Regions from separate parts of the Homo sapiens genome. Here region 2 is linked to region 1. A link is a loop called in an ENCODE intact Hi-C map of the cell type or tissue named here. Cell type or tissue: thyroid gland. All regions are shown on one strand. Each heading gives the region's core, and the rest is flanking DNA. Links, peaks and the distances in the headings are about the cores only.

The links. A loop is a pair of places that touch in the nucleus more often than their neighbours do. Peaks named below come from ENCODE experiments on the same cell type or tissue, not always from the same donor. Only the 100,000 strongest peaks of a DNase experiment are listed, where the experiment ranks them.
Region 2: a loop joins it to region 1, with 4 times the contacts of the local background. A loop is called at or near these places in 72 of 110 quality-filtered maps.

Annotation. Positions count from the first base shown.
Region 1 is chr15:74,956,995-74,972,463 of GRCh38, forward strand. No RefSeq gene overlaps it. Among named protein-coding and RNA genes, the nearest start is that of RPP25, 8.0 kb to the left of the region's middle. RefSeq lists a silencer at 1-70 and enhancers at 1-395, 1,390-1,946. In thyroid gland, for the core only: a CTCF peak has its summit at 1,665; DNase peaks (open chromatin) are centred at 517, 1,447 and 1,697; H3K4me3 peaks cover 2,267 bases; H3K27ac peaks cover 2,256 bases.
Region 2 is chr15:74,627,889-74,643,357 of GRCh38, forward strand. EDC3 (enhancer of mRNA decapping 3) reads right to left here. Exons shown (of 7, transcript NM_025083.5): 5 at 12,578-12,731; 6 at 7,521-7,738; 7 at 2,670-5,058. The coding sequence ends at 4,724. It overlaps CLK3 (CDC like kinase 3), which reads left to right. Exons shown (of 13, transcript NM_001130028.2): 10 at 82-164; 11 at 716-795; 12 at 1,054-1,144; 13 at 1,819-2,313. The coding sequence ends at 1,995. Among named protein-coding and RNA genes, the nearest start is that of CLK3, 20 kb to the left of the region's middle. RefSeq lists enhancers at 1,437-1,937, 4,143-4,202, 4,263-4,412. In thyroid gland, for the core only: a CTCF peak has its summit at 7,440 (motif pointing right); a DNase peak (open chromatin) is centred at 7,482.

The DNA.
Region 1 (15,469 bases), core at 430-2,929:
GCCAACCCTCACAAACCGGCAGTCTAAATAAAAGCTGCGCTTGCCGTGCAAACACTGCTTCAAATCCGGTATCCGAGCCCTTCCCATTTGCAACTGAAGGCCGCCCCTCGTCCCCTCCCAGGGAGAGATTTCCAAGAGGCTTGCTGGGGCCTTGCCCCTCCTCCCCCGCCCCGGGGAACACCCCCACCTTTTTTCCGCTCCCAAGTATTCTTGCCTCAAGGACAGCTAGTGCGCGGTCAGCAGAGTGCGGGAGGAGCTGGCTGCGGCTCCACTCCGCGCCTCCCCGCGGGCGATTACGTCGCGGCGTGGTCCTCGCGGGGCGCGGAAGACCCAGACTTCAGCCTCGCCACGCCTGCCCGGAGCTCGAGGCTCCCGGACCCCCGTCCACCCCTGGGACGTGAGGAGTGAGGCTTTGGGCCAGGCTGTTCCCCGAGGCGCGTGGGGAAGCGGGCGTGACCTCTTCTGAAAAGGCGGTAGGCTCGCTCCACCCAGGCCCTAGAGCCCACCCTTAGAGCTGCGCGCTTTAGGGTGAGCCAGGCACGATGCCTTGCCAACGTGGCCGCCCCCTTCCTCCCAGGCGGAATTCGCTCAGGCAACATTGGCCCCTTGAGATCCAGTGGGGTCCTTTTCGAAAGGAGGCTAGGTGAACGCAGGTTTTAAAAAAGAGAAGGGAGGGGCCGGGCGCGGTGTCTCACGCTTTTAATCCCAGCACTTTGGGAGGCAGAGGTGGGCGGATTACTTGACGTCAGGAGTTCGAGACCAGCCTGGTCAACATGGTGAAACCCCGTCTCCATTAAACGTACAAAAATCAGCTCGGCGTTGTGGCACGCTCCTGTAATCCTAGCTGCTCGGGAGGCTGAGGCAGGACAAGCGCTTGAACCCGGGAGCTGAAGGCTGCAGTGAGCCGAGATCATGCCACTGCACTCCAGCCGGGGCGACAGAGCAAAGCTCTGTCTCGAAAAATGAATAAATTAATTAATTAAATAAAATACAAAAGAGAAGGGAGGGATACCCCATTCTCCAGGATGTGATTATTATGCATTGCATGCCTGTATCAAAACGTCTCATGTACCCTCTAAATATAGACACCTATTGTATACCCACAAAAATTAAAAAGACTTAAAAAAAAATAAAAGAGAGAAAGAAGGGAGGAAGATGGGGAGTTGAAGCCCTGGGGGCATTATGGAACTACTGGATGCCTCTCCGGCGGAAACTCCACGGGACCGAAAGAGAGGCCCGGGGTCTCCTGCCGGGTGAGAGAAGCATTAGAGAAAGATGAGATTGGGGGCTGTCAGGACTACTGATGGAAGGGAGGGGGTCTGAGAAGGGGCCCGACCCTCCCTAAAACTGCTCTCGGGATTCCCCCGTCCTCCTTCCACCCGCCCTACGCAGTCAGGACTGAGAGAGGGCGGCAGATCTGGTCCTAGCCAGGGGACTGTGACGGGGCGTGGCGGGGAGGGACACAGAGAGCTGGGGCGGGCGGGCCACCGGGAAAGTGCTGGGGGCATGACAGTGCCTTGGATTGCTGGGCCTCAGTTGGAGATGGGGCTGCCAGATGCTGTTCTCCCTCCTCCCGCTGTTCTCGCCCTCTGGGCATCTGCAGCAGCTCTCAGTCCCTGCTGTTCAAAACCAGGGTTTACTTCCTTGTCACTTCTTGGGAGCGGCCCTCGGTCCCTGCTGTTCAGAACCGGGATTTACCCTCTTACCACTTCCTGGGAGTGGCTGCGGCGACTGGACCTTGGCACCGCAATGTGTGAATGGCTGACCCCCTCCCCGTCTCCTGGTGGGATCAGGAACCCTCGGGGTATGCTCCGAACCGGGACTTCGGTCTCGGTCCAGTCTCCATGGGCCCCACACAGCGGTGGGGGCTGGAGGCACAGCAGCCTTGGGAAGAAACAAAGACTGTCCGCAGCGCGTAGCGGGGCGTGGAGAACCGAGGGCTGTGTAAGGTCAGGCCCTGAGAAAAAGCCCCCGAAAGGCTGGAAGTTACGTTGGAACGGGCTGGTTGTGGAAGGAGCGAGCTCTCCGTCCCCGGGAGTATGCAAGTTTGGGCTGCACGATCACTTGGAAGGGATTGGGCGGAGTTCTGTCATTTGGAGAAAGGGTCCTGGGAGCTTCAGGTTTGTGTAGGGCGAGGACGGGGCGGTTCTGCGTCCGGCCAGGTTGGCCCTCGAGGACCCAGCCGTCCCCAACCTCCTAAACTGCTGTCGGATGTAGAAGACTCGCATTCACTGCTCTCCACAGTCGGTGAAGGGAGAACGCCGAAAAGGGCCGCATTCCCTCCTGCCGGTCCCCTCCCCTTCCCGCGCTCCCTCTGCAGCACTTAAAATGTAAATGTACATCGTGATTAGCCGCGGGGTCGCTAATTACAGCTGAAGCCATTCATTACACTGTCAGCGCGCGTCGCAGCCCGCCGGCTGTGCGCTCCCTCCTAGCCGTGAAGGGGTGTAGGGGGTGGGGGCGGGAGATGCGGGGAGTGAGGGAGGAAGGATGGGGTGCTGTGAATTAGGGTAATGTGGCAGGCCTGGAGGAAGCTGGAGTGGGAGAGAGCGGGCAGCGAGCGGGGAAAACAGGGTGGGCGGTGAAGGACGGGGCGGGGTGGCGAGGAGAGAGGAGAAACGCGAGAGGCAGGAAGGAATTGGGGCATGAAGTAGTGAGGACACAGGGAAAGGGGCTGTATGAGGGGGGAAACAGCGTAGGGGACAGGGCGAAGGGAGAAAAAGCTGAGAAGAGGGTGGGAACCCCAGGGTGGGGCCAGAGTCAGAGGAGGGGAGCACAGGGCTCAACTTCAGAAAGGCTGGTAAATTTTAAAGTAGAGCATCAGTGGTGCACACCACACAATGGTTAGAAAAGTGGAGTCAGTGAAGACGTTGTGTTAAAGGAGCTGGGTGCCAGCCATACACAGAGTAGGGGGGCATTTATTTCCGTGTGTGTTTATAGATGTAAATGTATTTTTAAAATATCTGCAAGAAAACAGCACACTGACCTCTTGTTACCGCATGAAGTTTTCATTACCTTCTTTAAGAAAAGGACAATTAAATATGAATACAGAGTCTTGGAGCAGCTTGCATAAATGAGCTACTGACCCTGAAGCTTCAGCTTCTATTAGCTTCTTTCTGCCTCTGTGTGACCTTGGACAATTTACTTAACCCATTTGCTTTGGCTTTGTCATCTGTAAAATGGGGCTAATTATAGTAATCTACCTCACAGAGTGATTATGAGACACAGCCGTCTTGGAACCTTGGCTGCTAAGTTCTCAGGAAATGTTGGCTGTTATTATTTTTCATATATTATTTGTGAATTTAAAAAAATTGTAAAGGGATTGGGGGAAAGAAAACTGGTGAAAAGGAAAAGAAATTGGGAAAGACTCAGAAATAATAGCAGTTTTCACTCACAGTGAACTGGTGAGTGGCAAGCTAGACTCCTTTCACCCTGGGAGGAGGTGTTGGGGTAGCTGGGCTAGAGGCCAAGCCTAGCCAATACATATCTGTTAAGGTTCCCTGGGACCTTTCCAGCAGCACACCCTACTTCCTGTGGACAAATCTCTCATGTTCACACTGGAGGGGGATCGCTGGTACAGCCCCTCTCCTCTGTCTCTTGTTGCAGGAGGAGGATGAGGAGCTCTTAAAACCCCTGATCCTAGTCCCAGCCTCTTTGGGCAGGGTCTTGGGAGCATGCAAGTAGAGTCAGGAATTAGAAAGTTAGCAGGGCCAGGCCGGGCGCAGTCGCTCACTCCTGTAATCCCAGCACTTTGGGAGGCAGAGGCGGGCGGATCACGAGGTCAGGAGATCGAGACCATCCTGGCTAACACAGTGAAACCCTGTCTCTACTAAAAATACAAAAAATTAGCTGGGCGTGGTGGTGGGCGCCTGTAGTCCCTGCTACTCGGGAGGCTGAGGCAGGAGAATGGCCTGAACCCGGGAGGCGGAGCTTACAGTGAGCCGAGATTGTGCCACTGCACCCCAGCCTGGGCGACAGAGCGAGACTCCGTCTCAAAAACAAAACAAAACAAAAACAACAACAACAAAAAAGAAAATTAGCAGGGCCAGAGGGAACTCAGATTTAGCAGGCACCCACCGAGTGCCCAGCATTGGGTCAGATGTGTTTAATCTCCACACTCTTCTTTCCAGGAAGGTATCATCATTGTTTGACAGATGTGAAACTGAGACCCAGAGAGGTTAAATAACTTGCCTTATGTACCACAGCTAGAAAGAAGCAACCACAGATGTTTGAACTCAGAGTTCTGACTCCCTTTACTATCTCAGCCGAATGTATGAGAAAAATAAACTTTTAAGTGACTCAAACTGCCCAAAGGGGTTAGCTTTGGGAGATGAGGGTGTTCCATAGTGGAAAAGATGTGTTGGTGATCTGTTGCTGCATAAAAATTACCCCACAGCTCAGCAGCTTAAAACAGCAAACATTTGGCCAGGTGCAGTGGCTCCAGGAAGTTTAGACTGCAGTAAGCTGTGATTGTACCACTGCATTCCAGCCTGGGCAACAGAGCGAGACACTGTCTCAAAACAAACAAACAAAAAAAAACCCAACAACAATCATTTATTATTGTGAGATCACACAATTTCTGAGGGTCAGAAATCCAAGAACAGCTTGAAGAGGTCTCATCTAGCTCAGGGTCTGTCATGAGGCTGCAGTCAAGATGTCAGCTGGGCATGGAGGATCTACTCCCAAACTTACTTCACATATCTGTTGGTCAGAGGCCTCTGTTTCTCCACTGGTCTGATCATGACCTGGCAGCTGGCTTCCCCTAGAGCAAGTGATCAGAAAGAGACAAAGAAAGAGAGGGACAGAGAAAATAAGCAGGAAGCTGCAGTGCCTGTTATGGGCCAGCCTCCTCTGAAGTTGCACGCCATCATTTCCAGTTTATTATATTAGTTGGAAGGTAGCCCAGCCTACATTCAAAAGGAGGGGTTTCAGACTTCATTTCCTGAAGGGAAGGGTATCAAAGAACTGTAGGCATTTCAAAAATCACAACAGAGCCGGGCGCGGTGGCTCACGCCTGTAATCCCAGAACTTTGGGAGGCTAAGGCGGGTGGATCACAAGGTCAGGAGATCGAGACCATCCTGGCTAACACAGTGAAACCCGGTCTGTACTAAAAATATAAAAAATTAGCCGGGCATGGTGGTGAGTGCCTGTAGTCCCAGCTATTTGGGAGGCTGAGGCAGGAGAATCGCAGGAACCCGGAAGGCAGAGGTTGCAGTGAGCCGAGATTGCGCCACTGCACTTTAGCCTGGGTGACAGAATGAGACTCCGTCTCAAAAAAAAAAAATCGCAACAGAAGGCGAGTGTTTGGGAGGCAAATTTAGGAGGAGACGGAAGAAGGAATCAACATATTGAAGCAAACACGTGGAAAGAACACTGACCTTGAATCAGGAGAGCTAGGTTTATTTCCCGGCATACAGCAAGCACTTAATAGATGTTTAAGTGAATGCATGATTGACAATTTTTCTGAGATTGTTTTCACAGACGTAACAGCAGTTACCACCCCACATGCTCTCCTGAGGATTGAGTGGGATTATGGGTATCAGAGCTCTCTGTAAATGTAATAGTGCTGGTTGATGATGCCTGGAAGTGAATGTGGTCTGGGAGACAGGGAGAGGGCTCTGCCATACAAGAGCCTCTGCCCAGGCCAGGCATCTCTTCTGTCAGACTGAGTCCCAGGCCCTGGGGTAGTGCTCTGATTCCAGCTCTCCTTCTCAGCTCTCTATCTCACCCTCGGTCCAACCTCCTCACCATGGCTCAGCTCTAGGTATTGCTTTTCTCCTTCAGCCAGTCAGGACAGGACCCAGGAGACTTACCATTGGCCAAGCCTCTTGCCTGCAGGCCACTCTACCTCTTGTGCTGGCTCTGGCCCCACAGATGGGGAATGGGGGTTTGCATTGCAGACCCAGTGAGTGATGCCATTTGAGGACAAGAACCATTAATCTTGCATGAAATTCAATTGCTCTCCTAGCAGATAGGCCAAGTCACCGGAGTCCTGAGAGGAAGAGGGGTGTGTGGGGCCTAGAATGAATGAGGAGTGGTGTCTGTGGAAGGGGAAAGGAGAGGAGAGGCAAAAGCATCCATGGGACCTCCTTCTCGTTCTCCTTAAGACGGGATGCTGCCAGTAGTTCCCCTATCTTCCTTCCAGACTCTAGAGGCAAGTGCAGCGAAAAGCCACTCACCTGGGCAACATTAGTGTTCCCAGGAGAGCTCCTATTCCTGAAAGACTTCCCAAGAGCCTGCTGTGATGCCCAGAATCCTCCATTATTGCTTCCCCCCTTAGGATCAGTTTTGTCCTCTGAAGATAAGGTCCCTCCAAAATGGGAATTGGTCAAAACAAAATAATCCGGATGCTTGAGAACGTTGGGATGGGAGGAAGATATAGAGCTGATAAAGTGAGGAATCATTATCAATTACAGCTGACATTTAGTTAGCACGTACTATGTGCCAGACACTATCCTAAGCACTTTACATGTACAAACTCATCACATACAACAAGCACTATGAGGTAGCTGCTACCCACTTCATACGTAAATTAGAGCCAGATCCAGAGACAGATGGTCTGGCTCCAGTGTCTGCTCTTAACCATGGCACTAGACCATTGCAGGAGGAAGGGAAGGCAGGGCAGAAAGCCACCAGCTATCAAGACCTCCCTGGCTATCCATAATGAAGGGCACAGCACTCCAGGGCGTGTTCTGCTTTGCATTTGCCTGGTGTGGAAGGCATCAGGGCTGGTCCTTCTCCAGCACTGACCTGGGGCAGAGATAGGGAGCTTGGTTGGGTCTGCTTCCCTAGAAATATATCATATGCCCTTCAGGGTGCACTGAAGTTTGTCTGTTTTTGAGACGGAGTTTCGCTCTGTCACCAGGCTGGAGTGCAGTGGTGTGATCTCTGCTCACTGCAACCTCCACCTCCTGGGTTCAAGTGATTCTTCTGCCTCAGCCTCCTCAGTAGCTGGGACAACAGGCGCATGCCACCACGCCCAGCTAATTTTTGTATTTTCAGTAGAGATGGGGTTTCACCATGTTGGCCAGGATGGTCTCCATCTCTTGATCTCGTGATCCACCTGCCTCGGCCTCCCAAAGTGCTGGGATTACAGGTGTGAGCCACTTCGCCCGACCGAGGTTTTTGTTTACAACTCAGAAAATGCTTGCCCATCTGACACCCAGAAGCAGCTAATGGGGTGGTTACGAGTTTGGACTCTAGAGCTCCACTGCCTGTGTTGGAATCCCAGGTCTGCCACTTACCAGCTGTGCCCTTGGTCAAGCTATGGAACGTCTCTGTGCCTCGATTTCTTTCCCTGTGAAATAGAAACAATGACAATAGTACTTATCTCTTAGAATTGGCTCAGGTTAGGCCGGGCGTGGTGGTTTATGCCTGTAATCCCAGCAATTCGGGAGGCCGAGGCGGACAGATCACTTGAGGTCAGAAGTTTGAGACGGGTCTGGCCAACATGGTGAAACCCCATCTCTACTAAAAATATAAAAATTAGCTGGGCATGATGGCGCACACCTGTAATCCCAGCTACTCCGGAGGCTGAGGCAGCAGAATCGCTTAAACCTGGGAGGCAGAGTTTGCAGTGAGCCGAGATTGGGCCACTACACTCCAGAGCGAGTGTAGTGTCACCTGGGTGACAGAGCGAGACAGAGCACAAACAAAACAAAACAAAAAACCGAAAAACAAAAAACAAAAAAATGATTGTCTTAGGTTATACCCCAGTACTTCCATGGAGTTGTCACCCCAGATTTCAGAGATAGGCTAAATCCCTTGTCTATAGATTCAGCTACTGAGCATTAAAGCTTGTAGGGAAACCCGTGGTGGTGGGGGGATGGGGTAAAAAAACACAGGGAGGCAGAAGGGGGATGTTGACTTCCATGTGGCAGCCAGCACTGCTGGGCCTCAGCTGTTCATTGACAGGCAGGACTGCAGGCCCAGTGGTTTTATTTTGATTGTGTGTGATTGAACATTTTCTGCTTCATTTCAATGAGAGTTGTCTGTGTCAGCTTTTCTGAATGTTACATAGATAGAACCCTTCTTCCTTCACATCCGGTTGAGTCAGGCTCATGACAAACAATGTAATTTCCTTGCTGTAGAGTCCCCTAGGGTCTGGAGTACTGGGAAGAAGCCAGGAAATTGTTCCCTTTTTCCTGGGTCGCCTCTCTTCCTGACAGTTGTTCCTTTCCCACCTTCCCATGGTGGTGAGAGTGGAAACAGCATTTTTCACATGCTACCCTTGATACCTCCATCCCCCAGCCTGCCAGCCTGGAACAGAGCCCCCAAATCAAGCTGGATGAATTGGGGTTCCTCTCAATTCCAGGAGACACTTAGTCAAATTCCCTTTATGGCCACGAGGATAATTACAACCAGATAATTGTCTTCCTTCTCTTGAACGAACGATGAAGTAAATCAAGTGTGCCTGCCTTCTACTCTGAAGTAAATCACAAAGCACCCTGTATGTATTCTCCCAGAAGATAAATTTTATACATTTCAACAAGGAAAGAGAACATATTTTGTTTGCAAAATTCCTGGGAGAACTCTCTATCTCTCTCTGCCCAGAAATTATGTGTACCTGCTGATGAATGACCTGCCTGATGAACCTGCCTTGGGAAAGATAATAGAGTTATGATTGGATGTCACCAGCTCTCATCATTTCTGCTGTGGGAGAAGTCACAGGAGCAGGCAGAACTCTTCCCTCTGATGAAGCAGTTGTCTTCTTGTAACCACAGATCTTCTTCGTTCACTGGGGTTGTGGGCACACCTTTAAGATTCTGCCCTGCGCCGGGCGCGGTGGCTCACGCCTGTAATCCCAGCACTTTGGGAGGCCGAGGCGGGTGGATCACGAGGTCAGGAGATCAAGACCATCCTGGCTAACATGGTGAAACCCCGTCTCTACTAAAAGCACAAAAAATTAGCCGGGCCTGGTGGCGGGCGCCTGTAGTCCCAGTTGCTCAGGAGGCTGAGGCAGAAGAATGGCGTGAACCCGGGAGGCGGAGCTTGCAGTGAGCCGAGATCACGCCACTGTACTCCAGCCTGGGCGACAGAGCCAGATTCCGTCTCAAAAAAAAAAAAAAAAGAAAAGAAAAAGATTCTGCCCTGAAGTCCAAGTGAGCTACACAGGTCCAGTGTTTTCAAAAAAGAAGTCCCCAAACTCATGTTTTTATGTGACAGTTTCAGGTTTTTATTTTTTATTTTTTTATGTTTAATTGTTTTTAGACAGAGTCTCACTCTGTTGCCCAGGCTGGAGGGCAGTGGCACGACCTTGGCTCACTGCAACCTCTCCGCCTCCTGGGTTCAGGCGATTCTCCTGCCTCAGCCTCCCGAGTAGCTGGGACTACAGGCTTATGCCACCACGCCCTGCTGATTTTTGTGTTTTTAGTAAAGATGCGGTTTCACCAGGATGGTCTCCATCTCTTGACCTTGTGATCCGCCCACCTCGGCCTCCCAAAGTGCTGGGATTACAGGAGTGAGCCACTGCGCCCAGCCTATTTTTTATTTTTAAATTTCTTTTAGAGACAAGGTCTCATTTTGTTGACCAGAGCTGGAGTGCACTGGTGCAGTCATAGCTCACTGCAGACCTGAACCCCTGGGCTCAAGGGATTCGCAGGCACATGCCATGTGGGCCAGTTTCAGGTTTTTAAATGTTGTCGACTGTTTCAGTTATCTATTGCTGAGTAACAAATCACCTTAAAATCACAAATCACCAGGCCAGGCGCGGTGGCTCACGCCTGCAATCCCAGCACTTTGGGAGGCTGAGGCGGGCGGATCACGAGGTCAGGAGATTGAGACCATCCTGGCTAACACGGTGAAACCCCGTCTCTACTAAAAATACAAAAAATTAGCCGGGCGTGGTGGTGGCCGGTGCCTGTAGTCCCAGCTACTCAGGAGGCTGAGGCAGGAGAATGGTGTGAACCCAGGAGGCGGAGCTTGCAGTGAGTGGAGATTGCGCCATTGCCCTCCAGCCTGGGCAACACAGCGAGACTCCCATCACACACACACACACACAAAAATCACACATCCCCTTAATTAGTGGCTAAAATAGCAATGATGTATTATTTATGTTTTTTTACTATTATATATTTTTTAAAAATAGAGATGGGCTGGGTGCAGTGGCTCACGCCTATAATCCCAGCACTTTGGGAGGCCGAGGAGGGTAGATCTCCTAAGGTCAGGAGTTCTAGACCAGCCTGGTCAACATAGTGGACCCTGTCTCTACTAAAAACACAAAATTAGCCAGGCATGGTGGTGGGCACCTGTAATCCCAGCTACTCGGGAGGCTGAGGCAGGAGAATTGCTTGAACCCAGGAGGCGGAAGTTCCAGTGAGCTGAGATCAGTGTAGCCTGGGCAGCAGAGCAAGACTCCATCTCACACAAAAAAAAGAGATGGGGTCTCACTATGTTGCCCAGGCTGGTCTTGAACTCCTGGGCTCAAGTGATCTGCTCACCTATGCCTCCCAAAGGGCTGAGATTATAGGCATGACGCACCATGTCCAGCCAATGATGTATTATTTCTAATGACTTCGTTTTGGCTGGGTTCAGCTGGGCAGTTAGTTCTTCTGCTCCACTTAATACTGGCTGTGGTCACTCACATGGCTTCATTCAGCTGGGAGCTTGACAGAGGTCAGAACACTCAAGATGGCTTCATTCATAAGTCTAGTGCCTCTGCTGGGGTGGCTGGAAGGCTGGGGGTGTTGGCTGGGCCTCTCTTTTCATGGACTCTAGCCTAAGCTTCTTTCTTGAGTGGCTTGATCCCAAAACAGTGAAAATGGGAGCTGTCAGGCTTTGTAAGGCCTAGACCTAGATGTCACACATTATCATGTCCTCTACATTCCATTGGTCAAACCAAGATACATGTCTAGACCAGATTCAAGGGATAAGGAAATAAACTGTACCTCTTGGTGAAAGGCCTGACATGTATATACAGGAATGGGAGGAACTGTTGACAGCCATCTCTGCAGACAATCTACCACATGAACTAACTCATGTGTTTTTGTTTTTTGTTTTTGAGATGGAGTCTCGCCCTGTCGCCTAGGTTGGAGTGCAATGGCACGATCTCGGCTCACTGCAACCTCCGCCTCCCAGGTTCAAGCGATTCTTCTTCCTCAGCCTCCCAAGGAGCTGAGATTGCAGGTGCCCGCCACCACGCCTGGCTAATTTTTTTTTTTTTTTTTTTTTTTTTTTTTTTTGAGACGGAGTCTCGCTCTGTCGCCCAGGCTGGAGTGCAGTGGTGGAGTCTTGGCTCACTGCAAGCTCCGCCTCCTGGGTTCACGCCATTCTCCTGCCTCAGCCTCCAGAGTAGCTGGAACTACAGGTGCCTGCCACCACGCCTGGCTAATTTTTTTTTGTATTTTTAGTAGAGATGGGGTTTCATCATGTTGGCCAGGCTGGTCTCAAACGCCTGACCTTGTGATCTGCTGGCCTCAGCCTCCCAAAGTGCTGGGATTACAGGCGTGAGACACTGCGCCTGGCCTAGCTCATGCTTTTAAATAACGTATCTGTAGCTCAGTTTAGCCCAAGGTTGCAACTTCCTTTTTTTTTTTTTTTGAGACAGAGTATCTCTCTGTCGCCAGCCTGGAGTGCAGTGACCTGATCTCAGCTCACTGCAACTTCCATCTCCTGGGTTCAAGCAATTCCCTGCCTCAGCCTCCCAAGTAGCTAGGATTACAGGCGCCCACCACCATGCCTGGCTAATTTTTGTATATATATATTTTTTAGTAGAGACGGGGTTTCACCATCTTGGCCAGGCTAGTCTTGAACTCCTGACCTTGTGATCCACCTGCCTCAGCCTCCCAAAGTGCTGGGATTACAGGCGTGAGCCACCACACCCAGCCTCCTTTTATTTTTTTAATTTAAATTTTATTTTTTTGAGACAGAATCTTGCTGTGACGCCCAGGCTGGAGTGTAGTGGAGCAATCAGGGCTCACTGCAAACTCTGCCTCCTGAGTTCAAGCAATTCTCCTGTCTCAGCCTCCCGAGTAACTGGGATTGCAAGTGCCCACCACCACACCAGCTAATTTTTTGTATTTTTTGTATTTTTTTTTTTTTTAGTAGAGTAGGGGTTTTACCATGTTGGCCAGGCTGGTCTCGAACTCCTGACCTCAGGAGATTTGCCCGCCTCGGCCTCCCAAAGTGCTGGGATTACAGGTGTGAGCCACCGTGCCCGGCCATGCCCAACTAATTTTTGTGTTTTGTTTGTAGAGACGGGGTTTTGCCATGTTGACCAGTCTGGTCACAAACTCCTGGCCTCAAGTGATCCACCCGCCTCAGCCTCCCAAAGTGTTGGGATTACAGGCATGAGTAACCATGCCCAGCACAACTTTTTTTTTTTTTTTTTAAGACAAGGTCTCACTGCTGTCACCCAGGCAGGTGTGCAGTGGCACTATCACAGCTCATTGCAGACTCAACCTCTCAGGCTCAGGTGATCCTCCCACCTCATTTTTAGATTTTTTTTTTTTTTTTTTGTAGGGATGGGGTCTTACTATGTTGCCCAGGCTGGTCTGGAACTCCTGGGCTCAAGCAATACTCCTGCCTCGGTCTCTTAAAGTGTTGGGATTACAGGCGTGAGCCACTGCTCTGGGCCAAGGTTGCAACTTCTACTTGAAACTTTCAGGGAATTCACCTGGAAATGCAGGGGCTTTTTTTTTTTTTTTTTTTTTTTTTTTTTTTTTGAGACAGAGTCTCACTTTGCTGCCCAGGCTGGAGTGCGGTGGTGCGATCTTGGCTCACTGAAACCTCTGCCTCCCAGGTTCAAGCGATTCTCCTGCCTCAGCCTCCCAAGTAGCTGGGACTATAGGTGTGCACCACCATGCCTGGCTAATTTTGTATTTTTAGTAGAGACGAGGTTTCACCATGTTGGCCAGGCTGGTCTCGACCTCTTGACCTCAGGTGATCCTACTTTGGGATTGTTTCCACCCATCAGCCTGAATCCCAAAGCTGCCTAGTTCCTAACCTGAAGGGAAGAAGGCCAGGTGATTGGCTGGGTGCAGTGACTCACACTTGTAATCCCAGCACTTTGGGAGGCCAAGGCAGGCGGATCACCTGAGGTCAGGAGTTCGAGACCAGCCTGGCCAACATGGCGAAACCCCCCATCTCTACTAATAATAATAAAAAAAATTAGCCAGAAAAGAAGACCAGGTGATTAATGAGATCTCTTTATTTTATTTTTAGAGGGAGTCTCACTTTGTCACCCAGGCTGGAGTGCAGTGGTGCAATCTCGGCTCACTGCAACCTCTGCCTCCTGGGTTCAACTGATTCTTCTGCCACAGCCTCCCTAGTAGCTGGGATTACAGGCACATGCCACCACAGCCTTTTAGTAGAGACAGGGTTTCCCCATGTTGGCCAGGCTGGTCTCAAACTTCTGACCTCAAGTGATCTGCCCTCCTCGGCCTCCCAAAGTGCTGGGAATACAGGCGTGAGCACCGCGCCTGGCCTATTTTATTTTATTTTATTTTTTTGAGACAGAGTCTTGCTCAGTTGCCCAGGCTGGAGTACAGTGGCATGATCTCAGCTCACTGCAACCTCCCTGGTTCAAGCAATTCCCCTGCCTCAGCTTCCCAAGTAGCTGGGATTACGGGCACATGCCGCCACGCGTGGCTACCTTTTTTGTATTTTTAGTAGAGACAGGGTTTCACCATGTTGGCCAGACTGGTCTTGAACTCCTGACCTCAAGTGATCTGCCCTCCTCTGCCTCCCAAAGTGCTGGGATTACAGGCGTGACCCACTACGCCCCGCCCATTTTATTTTTTGGAGACAGAGTCTCACTCTGTTGCCCACGCTGATGTGCAGTGGCACAATCATAGCTCACTGCAGCCTTGATTGCCTGGGCTCAAGGGATCCTCCTGACTCAGCCTCCTGAGTAACTGGGACTACAAATATGAGCCACCATGCTGGCTAATTTTTGAATTTTTTTGTAGAGACAGGGGCTTGCTATGTTGCCCAGGCTGGTATCGAACTTTTGGCCTCAAGTGATTCTCCCACCTTGGCCTCCTAAAGCTCTGGAATTATAGCTGTGAGGCACTGTGCTTGGTCTGAAATCTCTTTTATTTATTTATTTATTTATTATTTTTTTGAGACAGAGTCTTGCTCTGTTGCCCAGGCTGGAGTGCAGTGGTACAATCTCAGCTCACCGCAACCTCCGCTTCCTGGGTTCAAGTGATTCTGCTGCCTCAGCCCCCTGAGTAGCTGGGATTACAGGCGTGTGCCACCACGTCCAGCTGGCTTATTTTTGTATTTTTGGTAGAGACGGGGTTTCACCATGTTGGCCAGGCTAGTCTCGAACTCCTGACCTCAGGTGATCTGCCCACCTTGGCCTCCCAAAGTGATGGGATTACTGGCGTGACCCACCACACCTGGCCCTGAGATCTCTTTTTTTTTTTTTTTTTTTGAGACGGAGTCTCGCTCTGTTGCCCAGGCTGAAGTGCAGTGGCACCATCTCGGCTCACTGCAAGCTCAACCTCCCGGGTTCACGCCATTCTCCTGCCTCAGCCTCCCTAGTAGCTGGGACTACAGGCACCCGCCACCACACCCAGCTAAATTTTTTTGTATTTTCTTAGTAGAGACGGTTTCACCGTGTTAGCCAGGATGGTCTCGATCTCCTGACCTTGTGATCCGCCTGCCTCGGCCTCCCAAAGTTCTAGGATTACAGGTGTGAGCCACAGCGCCCGGCCCCTAAGATCTCTTTTAATATCCTGTAGTGCTCACCAGCTTTGACTTTAGCCTGAGGAGTCATTGCAGGATTTTAATCAGGCCTATCTTGATTAGATTAGTACTTTAGAATGTTCACATAGGATGCTAAGAGGCCTTTGTTCCAGTTAGCAACCGCTGCGTAACAAATTATCAGAAATCTAGTTGTGTAAAACATTTATTTATTTATTTATTTATTTATTTATTTATTGAGACAGAGGTTCACTCTTGTTGCGCAGGCTGGAGTGCAATGACACGATCTCGGCTCACTGCAACCTCCACCTCCCGGGTTCAAGCAATTCTCCTGCCTCGGCTTCCCATGTAGCTGGGATTACAGGTCTGTGCCAGAACGCCTGGTTAATTTTTTTGTATTTTTGGTAGAAATGGGGTTTCACTATGTTGGCCAGGCTGGTCTCAAGCTCCTGACCTCAGGTGATCCACCCACCTCGGCCTCCCAAGTGCTGGGATTACAGGTGTGAGCCACCACACCTGGCCAAAACAATTATTTATTATGCTCACAGATTCTGTGGGTCAGGAATTTAGGCAGGGCACATTGGAGATGGCTTTGTTTCTTCTCCATAATGTCTGAGGTTTCAGCTTGAATGCTGAGGCTGAATTAATGGCAAAACCTTATCTCTAAAAAAAATAAAAGTTAAAAAAATTTTAAAAAATGACCACAGCAATGGTCCCAAGTGCTAGGATTACAGCTGTGAGCCACCACACTCAGCCTATTATTATTATTATTTTTTTTTATTATTATTATTTTTTAATGATTTAATGCTGGGCATAGTA
Region 2 (15,469 bases), core at 5,988-8,487, 320 kb before region 1:
CCGGTGTGGTGGCTGCCTTGTGACTTCCAGGCTGGAAGCATAAGGCCGGATCTCACAGCCTCTCCCCATCTTGGCTTGCAGAGCTGGGCTGGGCACAGCCCTGTGACGTCTGGAGCATTGGCTGCATTCTCTTTGAGTACTACCGGGGCTTCACACTCTTCCAGGTACAGCCACCCTGCATTGGTCCCCTACCCTGAGTACTGCTACTGTGATAGGCTGCAGGCCACTGGGGTGGGAAGCCCCACATGGATGAGAAGACAGGTGTCTTCCTCCTCCCACTAATCATCATGTGAGATTCAGACCCTTTAAGGATGTAGATGCTAAAGGGAAGGCAGAGGTCAGGGTAGCTGGAACACTCAGAGGAGTCTTATGCTAGGCCATCGAGGATGGAGGATGGGGTAGGAGGTGACCTGACCTTCTAGATAAGGGGCACAGATGACTAAAGGCATCGGGATGGGCTGGGACAGGGCATGTTCTGGGCAGGGAGTGAAGAGCTAACCAGAGAGAAATGTAGTCACAGCCCAGTCCACCTCCACCCACAAGGGCTGAGGAGCCTAGGCACAGGCTGGCAGGAGAAGCTGGGGCTGCCGCTTCATTGGTAGGTTTGCATGTCCTGGGGCAGTGAGGGCACTTGCCCATCTTTCTTGTTCCTTTTTCTCCTTGAAGGGGCCAGAGCTAGTACTGACCCCCTTGCACTGTCCCTAATCTTCCACAGACCCACGAAAACCGAGAGCACCTGGTGATGATGGAGAAGATCCTAGGGCCCATCCCATCACACATGATCCACCGTACCAGGTAAGGACCCCAGTAGCCCCCTCAGGGTTGGTATAGAGGCCTTTCTCTTCTTGGCTGTGGGTCAGCAGGGTACTGGATGTGGTGAGTCTTTGCTGGACAGTCCATGGTTCCGCAGGCTCCTAAAAGCCTTCCCTGTGTGCCCCTGCAGACCTGTTGCCCTGGTTCTGCTGCTGTCTTGGGAGCTGCTCTTCCCCACCTCCCACCAGAGGCTTGTCCCCTTACTACTCCCACACTTGACTCCACCCCCTTAATTTTCAGGAAGCAGAAATATTTCTACAAAGGGGGCCTAGTTTGGGATGAGAACAGCTCTGACGGCCGGTATGTGAAGGAGAACTGCAAACCTCTGAAGGTCAGTTTCTGGCTACCCCCAGCTGAACTCATGCCAAGGAGAGACCCCAGGCACTGGGCAGACATACAGCAGAGACAGGCCAGGCCGCTAAAGGCTGCCTCCTTGATCCAGCTCTATGGGAGGCGGCACCCAAGACTGCTGGGTGCTGGCAATGGGGCTTCTTGCAAACTGCCCCAGAGGGGCCCTTAGCCCTACCCCTTCCCCATAGGGTGGCTATGAATGTAATTGGGGAACACCAGAAGAGCCAGATGTCAGAAGCCCTGCTGCTTCCTGTCCCTCTCTCTCCTCGAAATTTTGGGAAGAACTAGGCAGGACTGAGGTGAGGGGGAGGGAAGACCTAGACATGGCCAGGAAGCCTCTGTCAACTGCATTTGGTGCTCGGACAAGTGAATTTCGCAGAGGTGATCTCTACCCACCTGTCAGGACTTTGCATGTGGGGGCAGAGGCATCAACCCAGCAAGACACCTAGTAGCCTGGCAAGTTCCGAGCAAAACGTTAAACAGGCATGAAAGGAAAGGAGCTGCTCATTGTCCAGGAGGGCGGAAGTAGAGTCCTCCAAGGAGGCATCACTGCCTCCTCGATCCAGTCCAGCAAGGCGTCCCAGAGGCAAGGGGACCTGCTGTGGCTTCCCACGACCCTGCCGTCACACTGAGGCACCTTGTGTCCCTGAGCAGAGTTACATGCTCCAAGACTCCCTGGAGCACGTGCAGCTGTTTGACCTGATGAGGAGGATGTTAGAATTTGACCCTGCCCAGCGCATCACACTGGCCGAGGCCCTGCTGCACCCCTTCTTTGCTGGCCTGACCCCTGAGGAGCGGTCCTTCCACACCAGCCGCAACCCAAGCAGATGACAGGCACAGGCCACCGCATGAGGAGATGGAGGGCGGGACTGGGCCGCCCAGCCCCTTGACTCCAGCCTCGACCGCCAGGCCCCAGGCCAGAGCCACCCAATGAACAGTGCAATGTGAAGGAAGGCAGGAGCCTGCAGGGGAGCAGACTTGGTGCCCAGCTGCCAGAAAGCACAGATTTGACCCAAGCTATTTATATGTTATAAAGTTATAATAAAGTGTTTCTTACTGTTTGTAACCCCTGGTACCAGTGTGTCCATCTCCAGGCTCCTTGCCTTCCCCTTACCTGACCTTATTAATAAAGTCTTTCTTAGCAGTTCAGCTTGTGGAGAGCTAAGTGTGAACTGGGCCAGGCACAGAAGAGCTAGGCAGGGGTAAGACCAGAATTGGGGACATCCTCTGGGCCCAGGCTGCTGAGCAGTCCTAGATGGCACCTCTGCCCTGCTGGCTTCTGTACCTCTCAGCCCCAGAGAACCTAAGGGAATCAGCCCACCGTGGCTAGCCAGGTGGGGTCTGGTTTTCCACAGCCTGCCAGTCCCATTACTGGCCAGGACTTTAGGCTGTATGTGCCCAACAACTATGGCCTGCTGAGGGCAGGAGACGAGTGGGGCGGGTTCCTAGGCTGGGACAGACAGCACCTCATGACAGCCTACAGAGCAAGTCACACGGCACAGGACTCAGTCAGTCATTCAGCTTTATTTCAGTGCTGGTTTTTGGTTCCCTAAGAGCTGCATGAGTGCTAGGCTTCACCACGTGACTGGGGGCCCCTTGGGAACTGGGTACTATGGGCAGGATGCCCCTGAAAAGAACTGAAGACAGAGGAATCATACTTCTCTTTAATACCTCTGGGGAAGGCCCAGGCTAAGGATGAGGGCAGGGACCAGTCCCAGTGCCCCCTGGGGAGAGAAGAGGGAGAAGCTTGGGCACAAACTCCCAGTGGCCCTGCAAGGCTATCATCCCTGGATCTTGCTGGAGTGGACAGTCTTCTGGGCCAGGGTTGTTCTAGCTTGTTTCTCACTGTACCTAATCAGGGGGCCTAACTGCATTAACAGGCAGCCAGAACCTACCTACCAAAAAGCCTGTAACCTAGACTGCTCCTCAGATTTTGGCCAAGAGAGGGCCCCGGCTTGGGAGCTGCTTGGCCCTGAGAGTGAGCAGAGGCTCAGAGAATACACAGCACAAGGGTTACAGTCCCTGGCCTCTTCCCATCGCTGGAGACAATTTAAGACTGAAGGGAAGATGAGAGGAGGGGCCAGCCCTCTACCCTGGCTCATCTGCTTCTGGCTATGTTCCTACAAGGGAAGTGATAACAGCCTGAAACCCGTGGTACCAGGGCCTACCCTATGTCCACAATCCTTGGTGAGCCCTTCTGTCCACCCATCCACCCGCTCAGCCAGCCTGGGCAGACACAGAGCAGAAGCAGCCTGAAGCCCTGAAGCAGGCTTAAACACAAGTCCTTGACAGGAATCCCTGCCAGGATTCCAGGCATAGATCCTGTTCTACCAGCCTCCAGGGCCTAGAGCTTGGCACCTTAGGATTTGAGCATCAGTGTGTTCCTATGGTTGGAACCCACACCAGCTAGCTCATCCAGAACTAGCCTCATTTTGCCATCTTTGAGACAGGGTGCTGGCCCCAAGCCTACTCATCTAGACTGGACAAATGTAAAAGGTTCAAAGCCCAGATGATGTAAGAGCTGGGGTGGAGCTCAAGCACGGGAGCCCATCTGCCTGCTCTGGGATGACAGCTGCAAAGGACCGTTTCAGGGGAAGGGCAGAGGGGATGAAAGAGTAGGTGGGGCATGTATGTGCGGGCAAAGGGCTGGAGGAGTGGTGGCCTAGGACAGAAGCACCAGGAAGCCTCTTCTGGTTCAGCACCAGGCTCCCCCAGGGATATCCCCATCTGAGGGGTCTGGCCCCAGACTAGGCAAAGGCTCAACCTGCTCAGCTTTGAGGGTGGGGGCGGGCACTGCTGGCAAGATGGGCACTGTGGTTCTACAGTAATATAACCTTATACTACCTGTGCTGAAGACGACAGAACAACATAAAATCCCAATACAGTAACACCATCCTAATGCCGCCCCCTTCCCTACCTCTGAGTGATGGAGGGAAAAGGAGGGAGAGATCCTTGGAAAAATCAGCATAAAACTTGGATCAGCTCAGGAGTAAGGGTCAAAACCCCCCAAATCAACTTGTGGGGCTAGGGGAAGGCCTGGTCTGTCACAGCCCTGGACATGAATGGAGAGTGCAGGTCTGCCCTCTGGTGGACAGCTGCCGTGCAGCTGGTTCTACAGAGGAAGGGCTGTCTGCGTGGGGAAAGCAGGGGAGACACAAAGCCACAAGCTCTGAAATAGAGCAGGTACAGGCCCCCAGACAGGACCTGGCCCACTCTTCAATGTGTGTGCCCAGGCCCAGTGGCTGTAAACCTGAAACACAGTCTTGAGAGCTGCCTACGGCTGTAAACAAAGGCCCACCTGGCCGTGCAGGGGGCTGAGGGTAGAGATGCCTGGAGTTGCTGCACGCTCAGCCTGCCACCCAGCCCGGAACCCAGTGGGAAAGACTTCCCTGGCTAAGAGCAAGTGACAGGTCAGTTTTAAGTAAGTTCTGTTCTCTCACAGAAGAAACAAACCCAAAAGAGAAAAAACTTTAACAAGGTCCATGAAGCTTCATATCCTTAAGGCGTTTGTTATCAGGAGCAGCAGGGGACAGCAGAGTCCTGCCTGCGCAGGAACCCTCTAAGCAGAGTGCAGTGGGATAACAAACTTGCAGCCAAAGGGCGAGTGGTAGTTGATGCCCACCTCCTGGAAGACCTGCTGGGGAATGCCAATGTCGCACAAATAGATACGGCCTGCGTGCTCCCCCAGTGGCAGAGGCAGGCCCAGTGCCAGTGACCATTTGGCATCAATGCCCTGTTCGACTTCATGCACAGGAGGGTCTATGCTGAGTACTGGTGCCCGGTTCTGGTTGGCCCAGGCCACAGCTGCCTTGTACCAGGGTTGATCGCGCAGGAAGACGTTCTCAGGGCAATCCAGGCAGTTGATGACCAGGTCCACAGGGCTAGTGGGCAGATCTGCAGGTGGAAAGAGTGCCATCTGAAAGTCCCTATGAGCAGAGAGCAGCCCAGGCTGGGACTAGGGCCCAGGTCACCCCAAGGGTGTCTTTGTTTTCCAGACACCACTCGAATGCCTCTCCAAAGGCTGGCCTTCTTAAAGCTGGGCCAGGGCACAGGCCCTAGGAGTTGCAAGCTGGCTGGGCTGAGTGCTAGAGACCAAGTGCATGTCAGCCCAGCAGACCACTGCCCTCCTGGAGTTCTCAGGATGAACCATTGTCGTCCTGAGTGTGCAGAGCTTCTCAGGGCACAAAGCCCTCACCTCCTCTGCCTTCTCAGGCATGCCTCTGTATATCCAACTAATGCCCTGGGCACCTTATGACCTCTGGGAAGGCAGAGTCCACTGTCAAGGTGGCCATCACAGGGAAACCCCACTCAGGTCCAGCAAAAACAGGAGCTGACTGCTATCTGCTGACCCAAGAAGGGTGAGCAGGTGAGAGCATGCTTATTCTATTCCAGCTGGCCTACTCATTCTACTCTAGCAAGCCTGTCCCCTCTCGTACTCATTATCTCACAGGAATGGGTCCTCCACTCAGCCCAACCTTAATTAAGAATTAAGAGGGAACCTATTACTATTCTCCCAGGCTCCTCTGCTCTAACCAGGCTTCTGGGACAGTATTAGAAAAGGATGTCTCAACAAGTATGTAGATCCTGTACTGGCCTAAGAAGTTAAACTGAGAATAGCATAAATCAGACCAAACTTAATGGTCGTTGAGACTTGTGTCCTGGAGCAGCTGGGATAGGAAAACTTTTGGGCAGCAAGAGGAAGAACTGCCTGGAAGGGGGCATCATGTTAAAAATTACAAGGGGAACCCACACCAGGCCCCCTTCCCAGCTCTCAGCCTAGAGTATTAGCATTTCTCAGCTAGAGACTCACAACTTCCTTGCTTAGAATGTGCCACCGGGGGGAGTCCCTGTGGGTGATGAGGCTCTCAAGAGTGAGAGTGGCATCCTATCTTCTGTGTGCCCACAGGAGCCTGGCCCGAGACTTAGCAGGTGAAGTTTCTGGTCCAGGCTTTGCCCTTGACTCACTATGTGACCTCTGGTGGAGTCCCTTCTCTGGGCCATATTTGCTCTCTCCAATTCTTCTCCCTGCTGTTCTCATTTAAACCCATTCCAGTCAGACTCTGTCCCTACCACTCCACTTAAGACCACTCATCAAGCTCACCAGGAGCCTCCACAGAGATGCTAAATCCAGTGGTCGATTCTGTCTTCCTTTGACCTTAACCTAGAACGGGGCTTGCTGACACACTGACCACATGCTCCTTTCTTCACTTGGCTTTCAGCTACCATACTCTCCTGGTTTTCTTCCTCCCTCACTGACCATTCCTGTCCCATCTCCTTGGTTAGGCTCTTTACTCCCTGACTTCTAAATAAAGAGCTCAGTTTTCCAACTTCTGTATCTACTCTCTTCCTATGTGACAGCATATCCAGGCTCCTCATGGCTTAAATATTCCCTATGGCTTGTAACTCTAGGCTGAATCCTTTCACTTCAGATTCATATAACTCGTTCCCTATCAACATTTCCACCTGCATATCCAATAGGTGTCTCAAGCTGAGCTTCTGCTGTTCCTCCCCAAACCTTCTCTATCAAGTTTTCCCATCTCAGTGATCGCACCTCAGTTACTGAGGCCAAAAACTTTGGAGCCATTGCCAACTCTTCTCTTTCTCCCACCCCCCATACATCCAGTCTGTGGATTCTATCTCCAAAACTGATTTAGAAACTAACTACCTTCACCACCTCTGGCACTACCACTCTTGTCTTAGCCACCATAATCTCTCTCTCCCATGATCACAACAGCATCTTGACACTTCTCTGTACTCCTCTGTGTAGTCTACTCTCAAACAGCACCCAGAATGATCATCTGGAACCTAAATTTGATTATATCATTTCTCTACTTATTCCTTCAATGACTGCCCATCTCACCAGAGTAAAAGCCCAAATCCTTGTGGTCATCCCCAAGGCCCATCATGACCTGACCCTGAAATGTCCAAGTCTCCTACTCTCCACCCAGTCCTCCAACATGCCTCCTTTCCCTGCTTTGTTTTTATCCACATCACTTACTACAACTACACAAGTATGTTACATGTCTTTTTGTTCCTCCTAACCAGAATATAAGCTCCACAGAAGAATGGATTTAAAAAAATCTGTTGCCATATCCCTAGCATCAGGAAGAGTGCCTGTTCAACGAATATTTGTGGAATGGACCAATGGGTCCCCAGCTCTTCATGTGAGTAGTTGGAGAGGGAGAAGCATAAGGGGATGGGAAGTAGTATATTACTGTTCTAAGACTCCTTAGAGGCGAAGCACCATCCTTACACACGTAGTGCCTTTCCACCTGTCGCCACTGGGTGGCATGACGAGACCATCAAACTGCTAAGGAGGGAGGAGGCCTTCAGCCCAGCCCTGCCTAAGTGCTCACCTTTGAGGCTAGACACTTGTTGGCCTTGGGTCTTGCTGAAGAGCGACAGCTCATTGGTGATAGATTCCAACATCTTGACAAAATTGGGCAGGAAAAGGATGACCTGGACATCATGGTTGGCTAGGTGCCTTCCACAGCTGATACCCTGAGCCCCCTTCACATGAGGTCCACACAGTAGAGCCACTGTAGGCCTCTGGTGAACATTTTTGGGATTCAACCTGGAAAAGAAGGTGAAGAAGCAGTATCAGCTACATACTTGCCAATCCCTTGCACCCTATACCAGACAATTGCCTGTAGCACCTATTGGTCTCAGATCTCTTACCCACTGCTCACCAAGTCCCAGGCTCCAGAGGGGGACAAAATCCACTGCAGGCCAGGTCTATAGGGTGGCACTCCTGTTGTCCCAAACCCCAACCTCACATCATTGCTGGGTCCTCCCACTAAGTGGTTCACCCAGATCTTGCTCCACACAACACTGTTGCCACAACACCGCTTTGCTGACCCATGAACACTTAATAGTTCCTCTGCAGCCTTGTCTGCTCTTCTTCCCCAACGTGTCTGCTTCACTCCAGCAGGGCTGGTCTCATCCTCTCCTGCACTTGTAAGGCTCTTTCCTGCTTATGCTCAAACTACATCCCCTGCCCAGAAAGCCTTTCACTTTCCAAACTCTGAACCGCCTTTTCTTGGAGATCCAGTTCAAGACTTACCTCTGCTGGGATTACTCTGGCTCATGCCTTTACCTCTCCTCAACTCCTAATAAGCTCACAGCAAGTACCATAGCTCTCCATTCTCCTCAGTCAGTTGCCAATGGTTCTCTTTACTGAGCTTAGTAGCTTACTGAAGTTAATGAAAGCAATGCTGCAGGCATTAACAGTATCTATTTCATAGGATGCTGTGCAGATTATCGGATGCCCAGCACTTAGCAGTGCCTAACACAAAGAAGGTAAGGTACTCAGTCAGTGCTGACCATGGCGGAGGCAGCAGGCCAAGGGTTACCTGGCCTCCTAGGCTAGCAGCTGCCTTGGATGAAGTTGTCACTTCCAGTTTTCTGCTATTCAAAGCTGAGACTCCTCTAGACTCAGAGAAGCCACAAATAAGGAGATAAAGAGGATTAGCCCCAGAGCTGTGCCCAACTCATAGGCAGCACAGTTGGCTCACGGGGCAGCAATGTAGGGAGGAGATGGACGGCAAGGCCATAGGTCCCTGCCTAGTGGCAGAGCAATGATAGTCACTTACCGGTTTCCCAAAGGGAGGAAGATGACAAGATGTTGTCAAGCTAAGAGGAGCTTCATAACTGCCCCCATTCCCAAACACATTTTGGAGAATTTAACAATCTACTCTATATTCCAGACACCAAACCATTCGCCTTCCCATTTCTGCATTTAGAGGAAATATGATGAGAATTGCTCCCTTCAGAGGATGCTGCAGAGTTGTGGAATCTGACTCACTTTGTTCTCTAAAAGGGTTCTTCCTCTCAGGGAGAACCTCTCCCACCCCCAATCAAAAGAAGCAGAGCATGGCATTCACACACCCAGCGGCAAGGTGTAGAGTATATGGGCACTGGAAATGGACCTATGTGGATTAGAGGCCTGGCTGGACTGTGTACCAGCAGTATCATGTGGGCAAGTCCCTCAGCTCTCTGAGCCACAGTGTGCTTATCCAAAAACACAGGGCTATTATTTAGCTTTGAGGTGAAGTTATGAGGACCACATTAAATTATGTTGTGAAAGCACTGTGGAACACTGCATGGCACCTGACATACATTAAACTTCAAGATTACTAACCACGGGTCTGATTTCTCAACATCAGCAACTGCTACAAAGGACAGGAGATGGACCTTTGGATAGTTCAGACACTAAGAGAAAAGACTGGCACAAGGACAGCCAGCCCCAAGAAGCTGGCTAGAGAGGAGTGTGATTTGGTAAGGACATTCAGCTCCTGCTCCAAAACTAATGTTTCTGGGAAGCCACTTAATGGTCTCAAAGTGCCCCCAACAGTGGCTCTGGGAGGAGGTGCAGGAGACACCAGACACACGGGCCTGATGCTCTTTCAGAGGGCACCTCACACTACCCCCTCCTGTAGGCATTTCCCTGGCTCTTCCCTGGCACAGGAGAGCCCAAGGATCTAACAGCTAGGAAGCAGGCCTAAATCAAAGAAAAAGGAAAAACTAACACTCCAACCCCCAACTCAAATAGGATGAGGGAGGTGGAAATCTTACATCTGGCTTGGAGTAAGCCTGCTTGAATTAAGATCACTTCAGAATCAGGAGATGCCTTCCATCCAAACACATTATCAGGCCCAGAGAATGAAAATAGGCTGGAGTGAGGAGCTACAGGATTTATCTGCAATATCAGTTTTCTGGCAAGCACTCCCAAACACCATGGCTGGAAGCACAAGCCAAGGACCAGGTTCCATTTTGCAAATAGGGAAGGGGCCCTGTGGGAAGCAACATCCTATCATGTGAGGCTTTGGATCTGTGAGTGCTGCTCAGGGAAAGGAGGCTTTCCTTGCCCCAGTGAACCCAGATCTGCCCTGCTCTTTGGAAGTGGCCTCCCCACTCCAGACACCACTCTCCCACAAGGTTGCCTACATCCTCCTCTTTACCGAAAAATCCAACAGGCACTTGTCAACTCTAATTTTGATTGATCTCTCAGCACTACCATTGCCGGCCGTTCCTTTTTTCTTCAAAGACTATTTCCTTGGTTCTTACACGCTACCCTCTTGGTTTCTTACCTCTCCTGCCTTCTTCTTCATCCTTCTAACTGTGCCTTACATGCCGACGTTCCCCAGAATCCCACCCTAGGCCCTTTCTGTTCACACCTTCTCCTTATATGATCTCATCTACTCTTACACCATCTACAAGCTGACAACTCCTAAATCTCTAGCATCAGCTAAGACCCTTTTCTGAACTTCAGATCTTTTTTTTTTTTTTTTTTTTTTTTGAGATGGAGTCTTGCTCTTGTTGCCCAGGCTGGAGTGCAGTGGTGTGATCTCAGCTCACTGCAACCTCCTCCTCCCAGATTCAAGCATTTCTCTTGCCTCAGCCTCCTGAGTAGCTGGGACTACAGGCACCTGCCACCATGCCTGGCTAATTTTTATATTTTTAGTAGAGACAGGGTTTCGCCATGTTGGCCAGGCTGGTTTTGACCTCCTGACCTCAAGTGATCTGCCCGCCTTGGCCTCCCGAAGTATAGGGATTACAGGTGTGAGTCACTGCGCCTGGCCTAAGTTTCAGATCCTTATAGCTAAGAGACTATTTGGATATCTCACAGGTATTCCAAACTCAACACATCCAAAACAAAACCCACCATCTCTCCCAAACCTGCTCTTCTTCCCATGTTTCCTATCACAGTGAATGTAACCACCATCCAATCAGATGTCCAGGCTAGAAAACTTGAAGTTCACTGATTTCTGACATTATACTTTCCATTACCTCTAAAATCCATTCAATTACCTTGCCCTGCTGAATTTACCTTAAAAACAACAACAACAACAACAACAACAACAACACCCATCTGTCCACTTCTCTTTCTAAGAGACAAAAAAAAAAAAAAGAGACAGACAAAGTCTCACTACGTTGCCCAGGCTGGCCTCGAACTCCTGGGCTCAAGCAGTCCTCCCACTGCAGCCTCTGGAGTAACTGGGATTATAGGCATGCCTCACCAAACCTGGTTTGTCCACTTTTCTGATCCCTGCTTCCCTAGTTGGGCCACCATCACTTGGGCCCTGGCTCAGTTTTCTAAGTTTTGCAGTTTTCTACCTGATCTCACTGCCTTCAGTCTTGCCTCCATTGAATTGACTGTCCTCATTGTAGCTAAAAATCATCTTTTTAAAACACAAGACTAACTATGTCATAGCTCTACTGAAATGTCTTCAGCAGCTCCCTACCACTCAGCTGTACTGAGGCCCTACTTTCCAGCCACATAGTGACTTACGGATTGCCAACAACCATGTGCCATGGTCTCTCGATTCTCTCTGCCCTTGGCACATGCTACTCCCTGTACTTAGAATACCTTCTTCTTGGCCAGGTGCAATGGCTCACACCTGTAATCCCAGCACTTTGGGAGGCAGAGGCACGCAGATTACCTGAGGCCAAGAGTTTGGGACCAGCCTGGACAACATGGCGAAACCCTGTCTCTACCAGAAACACAAAAAATTAGCTGTGCATGGTGGCACATGCCTGCAGTCTCAGCTACTTCATGAGGCTGAGGTGGGAGAATTGCTCAAGCTCAGGAGGTGGAAGTTGCAGTGAGCTGAGATTGTGCCACTGTGCTCCAGCCTGGGTGACAGAGTGAGAACCTGTCTCAAAAAAAAAAAAAAAAAGAATGCCTTCTTCTTTCTTGCTTGCCCCTGTTAATCACCACTTGTTCGTCAGGGCTCAGCTTGGATGCCACTGCTCCAGAAGGGTGACTGGTTTCTCCAGCCTGGGGCAATAATATGGCTTACTGGAGAATTTTGTTTCCTCTACTACAGCACTATACTTTCTAGAGACCTCATTGGGCTACTAGAGGAAAGGCACAGTATTTTATTCTTCGTGTCCCCGGTGTCTAGCAGAAGGTCTGGCACCTGGTATCAGTCTGTCTACAAATAAAATAAGGCACTGCCCTTGATATATGAGCATAAGGGGCAGGTGGGAAGGTGCCAAACTCCAGCTCCCCTACTCAGTTGTCAGTGTGGTTCTGGAAGCTCTCAGGTATGGAGACTGATTTGCATCCCAGCCACGTAAAGTAAATGATGAGTGCCAAAGGCCAGGTCTCCGAAGGTTCCTAGAAGGAAGGCTTCTGATAGTTAGCAGGAGTCTCAGGCCCGATGGCTGCTATCAGGAGAGAGTCAAAAGGCAGCTTGCCAGAAGAATAATGAGGACATCTAGGAGATGGGTCTGAGGAGGGGCAAAGAAACCTCACAGCATCCAGGAAAGTGACTTCAGAGAGACACTCCCATCAGATGAGCAGAAACTGCCTAATGAACTCGTATGTGTGTATGGGAGGCACTGTGGTGGTGGCCAGGCAGAGCATCCTTACTCCACATTGAGTCCCTGCCAGTTTATAGACATTTACCTGTTAGGTCCTCCGAGGAGGGTCAGTGCCATCTGACTGGCACACACACCTGTCATCTCCAGTCTCCGCTCAAGGGTCAGCCCATGCTTCTCAGCCACGGACAACAGCTTTTTATGCAGCTCATAGGAAATACTTGGGACAACCAGGCCAGAGTCTGCAGTTCAAAAGGAGAAGAGAAAGGGAAAGTGACTACAGAAACCAAGTCCAAACCGGGTATACTCTATCCAAGATTCTGCAAATGCCAACATTTTACCATGGATCACCCCTGGCCCATCCTCTTCATCTTCCGGGACTAAGGCACGCTCTGCAGCTCTGCAGAGCTCAAGTAGTGACTGGTGAACCAAGTAACAACTTGTTCCAGGTCACCACAGAGTGGGGACAAACTTAAGCTCCCTTAGCAATTTAGCTTTAGACCACAAAGGCCAAATCTACCAGGATATATTTAGTGCTATCGAGACCAGCACACAGCCTGTAACAGCAACCTATCAGGCACATGAGAAGAGAACATGATTTTCCCAAAGTGGGGGAAATGCCATCTTGGGCAGCGGGGCTTCCTCACAAGCAGGCCCCTTGTCCTTCCTGAGAAGTGGAACAGACACTAGCTAACCCTAATGGCCCTCTGGTCCCTGCTGTTCTCCTCAACTGTAGGGCAGGAGGACTTGTTCCATCTGCTTCCCTCTTCCTCTTCCTTCTCTCTTCTATTTACCCCTTCCTTTTTGATTAAGAAACTTAGCTAGCAAAGTTGTTTTCTCAAATAATTTATCATTTTCTCCCCATCTGAGTTGGGTGTAACCCAGTACTCACGAAACAGGGAAGCAGTACAAGTTAAGTAAGCTATGGCTGGCTTTAAAAAAGGGTAACTTTTATAAAAGTTGGGGAGAATTAGTCACTGAAAGTACACTGTGGAAAATACTTGGTTTTTCAAGGCTCAAAGCCAACATCTACAGCAGCTGGTGTATGTGAAGAAGTCTATAGTATTATTATATGCACCAGTGTCAACATACCAGGAAAGAAACAGCAAACCCAAAAATTTGGATCTGCAATGGACAGCTCTTACCTTGACAACCAAGGTATTGCTCCCTCCAAGAAGCCAATGCCATCTTACAAATGCCAAAGCCACTGGGCTAACCAGCAGACCCTTTCCCAAAGAGCCCCACTTGGCTTCACCGGCCAGTGGACCAACCAACGCAGATTCCAATCAGCAAGCCACTGTGGGACTGCACGTCACTCACTTTGTCCAGCTAGATCAGGTACCTTTTTAGATCCTGTGTCCTCAATTATACTGGACTGTCAACTGCCTGAGGTAAGGAAATTAATCTTTTACTTCTTCAGCCTTCGCCTTCTCAACTTGTTCCAGCTACACTTATCAACGGAGTTGAGTTCTTATCAGGTCCTCAGACATATAAATGATGCAAACCTAGTGCCATTTCTGGTCTGGCCTAACTCTAAGGTAGAAGAGTTAGGGAATAAAAGTTAATAAAAGTTTTCAGTACATTTATCTCCTTCCATTGTTCCAGAGCCTTGTCTAGAAAAATCTGTTTTCTTCACTGGTCCTGTCGGGAGAAATCTCTTGAGGTTATCTATCAGGTCCAGTCCTACCTGCATATTCCTAAAGCCACAGAGAATGAGGCTATAGCTTCATGTTTTAACAACAGGAAACCAAGCACAAAGACTGAAACTATAGGACCCAGGTCTGTATCCTCTCAGGGAAGGCAGAATAACAATGTCATGTAATGATGATGATAAAAAAGGTCTAACGTATCAAATAAACACTAACACTATCCTGTTGGCTAACTGAGCCCCTCTACCTGCCCAAGTCCTATTCCTGGGCTGGGGAGAGGCAACAAACAGTGCCATTAGGAGCACTGAGTCTCTCCTCCCACCTCTTTCTGAAATGTCAGTCATTGGTATCTCAGGTGCCAGTGCTGGAGGCTGCAGACTGACCTTGCATGTCAACAGCTGATTAAAACAGCCATTTTTATGGCCTGCTTCAGACACGCACATATTATCAGAACTAATTAGGCTGAACAATTTTCAAAAGTCCTAAGCCACGAACAACTCAAACCTGTCAGACAAGTCATGCACCTGACTACTTCAAACACCCTCTTTACCTGCAGAGTCACGCAAGGCAGAGCTTTCACTCGTCTATGCATTTCTTCACCTATTTATCAGGACTCTTTCTGTTAGATTTGAAATGGGTCAGGGCAGTGAGTCTTGGGCCTGCTACTCCACAAATCAAGCATTCTTTCTAGGTCTGGCTCTTGTGCTACGTGTACAGGCAGGCAGCCCCTCCCCTGCCCCCTCATTCTGAGGGCTCTCTGGGAGCAGGCAGAAGCATTTTCTGCTAGCTGTGCCCTCACAGTCCTTAAGAGTACAAAACTTAATGGTACAGGAGAGGAGACATCACCCCCCACCGGCTGGCTAGATGCTGCTGCTGGAAGCTGTGAGTCTCTTACCACCTCCTCACTGATCTTTGTTGGGGGAAGGGGCACTGTTGGTGAATCAGCATATTTTTGCAGCCTAGAGAAAGACAAAGCCAAGAGCCTTTCTGCTCAGAGTCTGGCAGTTATGGGGTCTAGAACTCTACTCTGACTGTTCCTCTGAAAGGAACGTACAAACACCACAAAATGTTCCTTTTAAACATTTATACACGTAAGTCCAACAAGTTGGACTGGCTTATCAGAAACAGACCAAGGGAATAAAATAAATTCCAAAGGAAAGGAACCAAGAACATAGCGTGTAAATTGCAAACAACAACACTGCCACTGCCAAAGCCTGAACATGGGCCAAGTCTAATTATGTTTGAGTTGGAAGGTAGATCTTTATTGTTCGGGAATCAAGGCAGTAAAATCAGTTGGTAGGGTTTCTTTGAGCATTAATATGTATTTTACA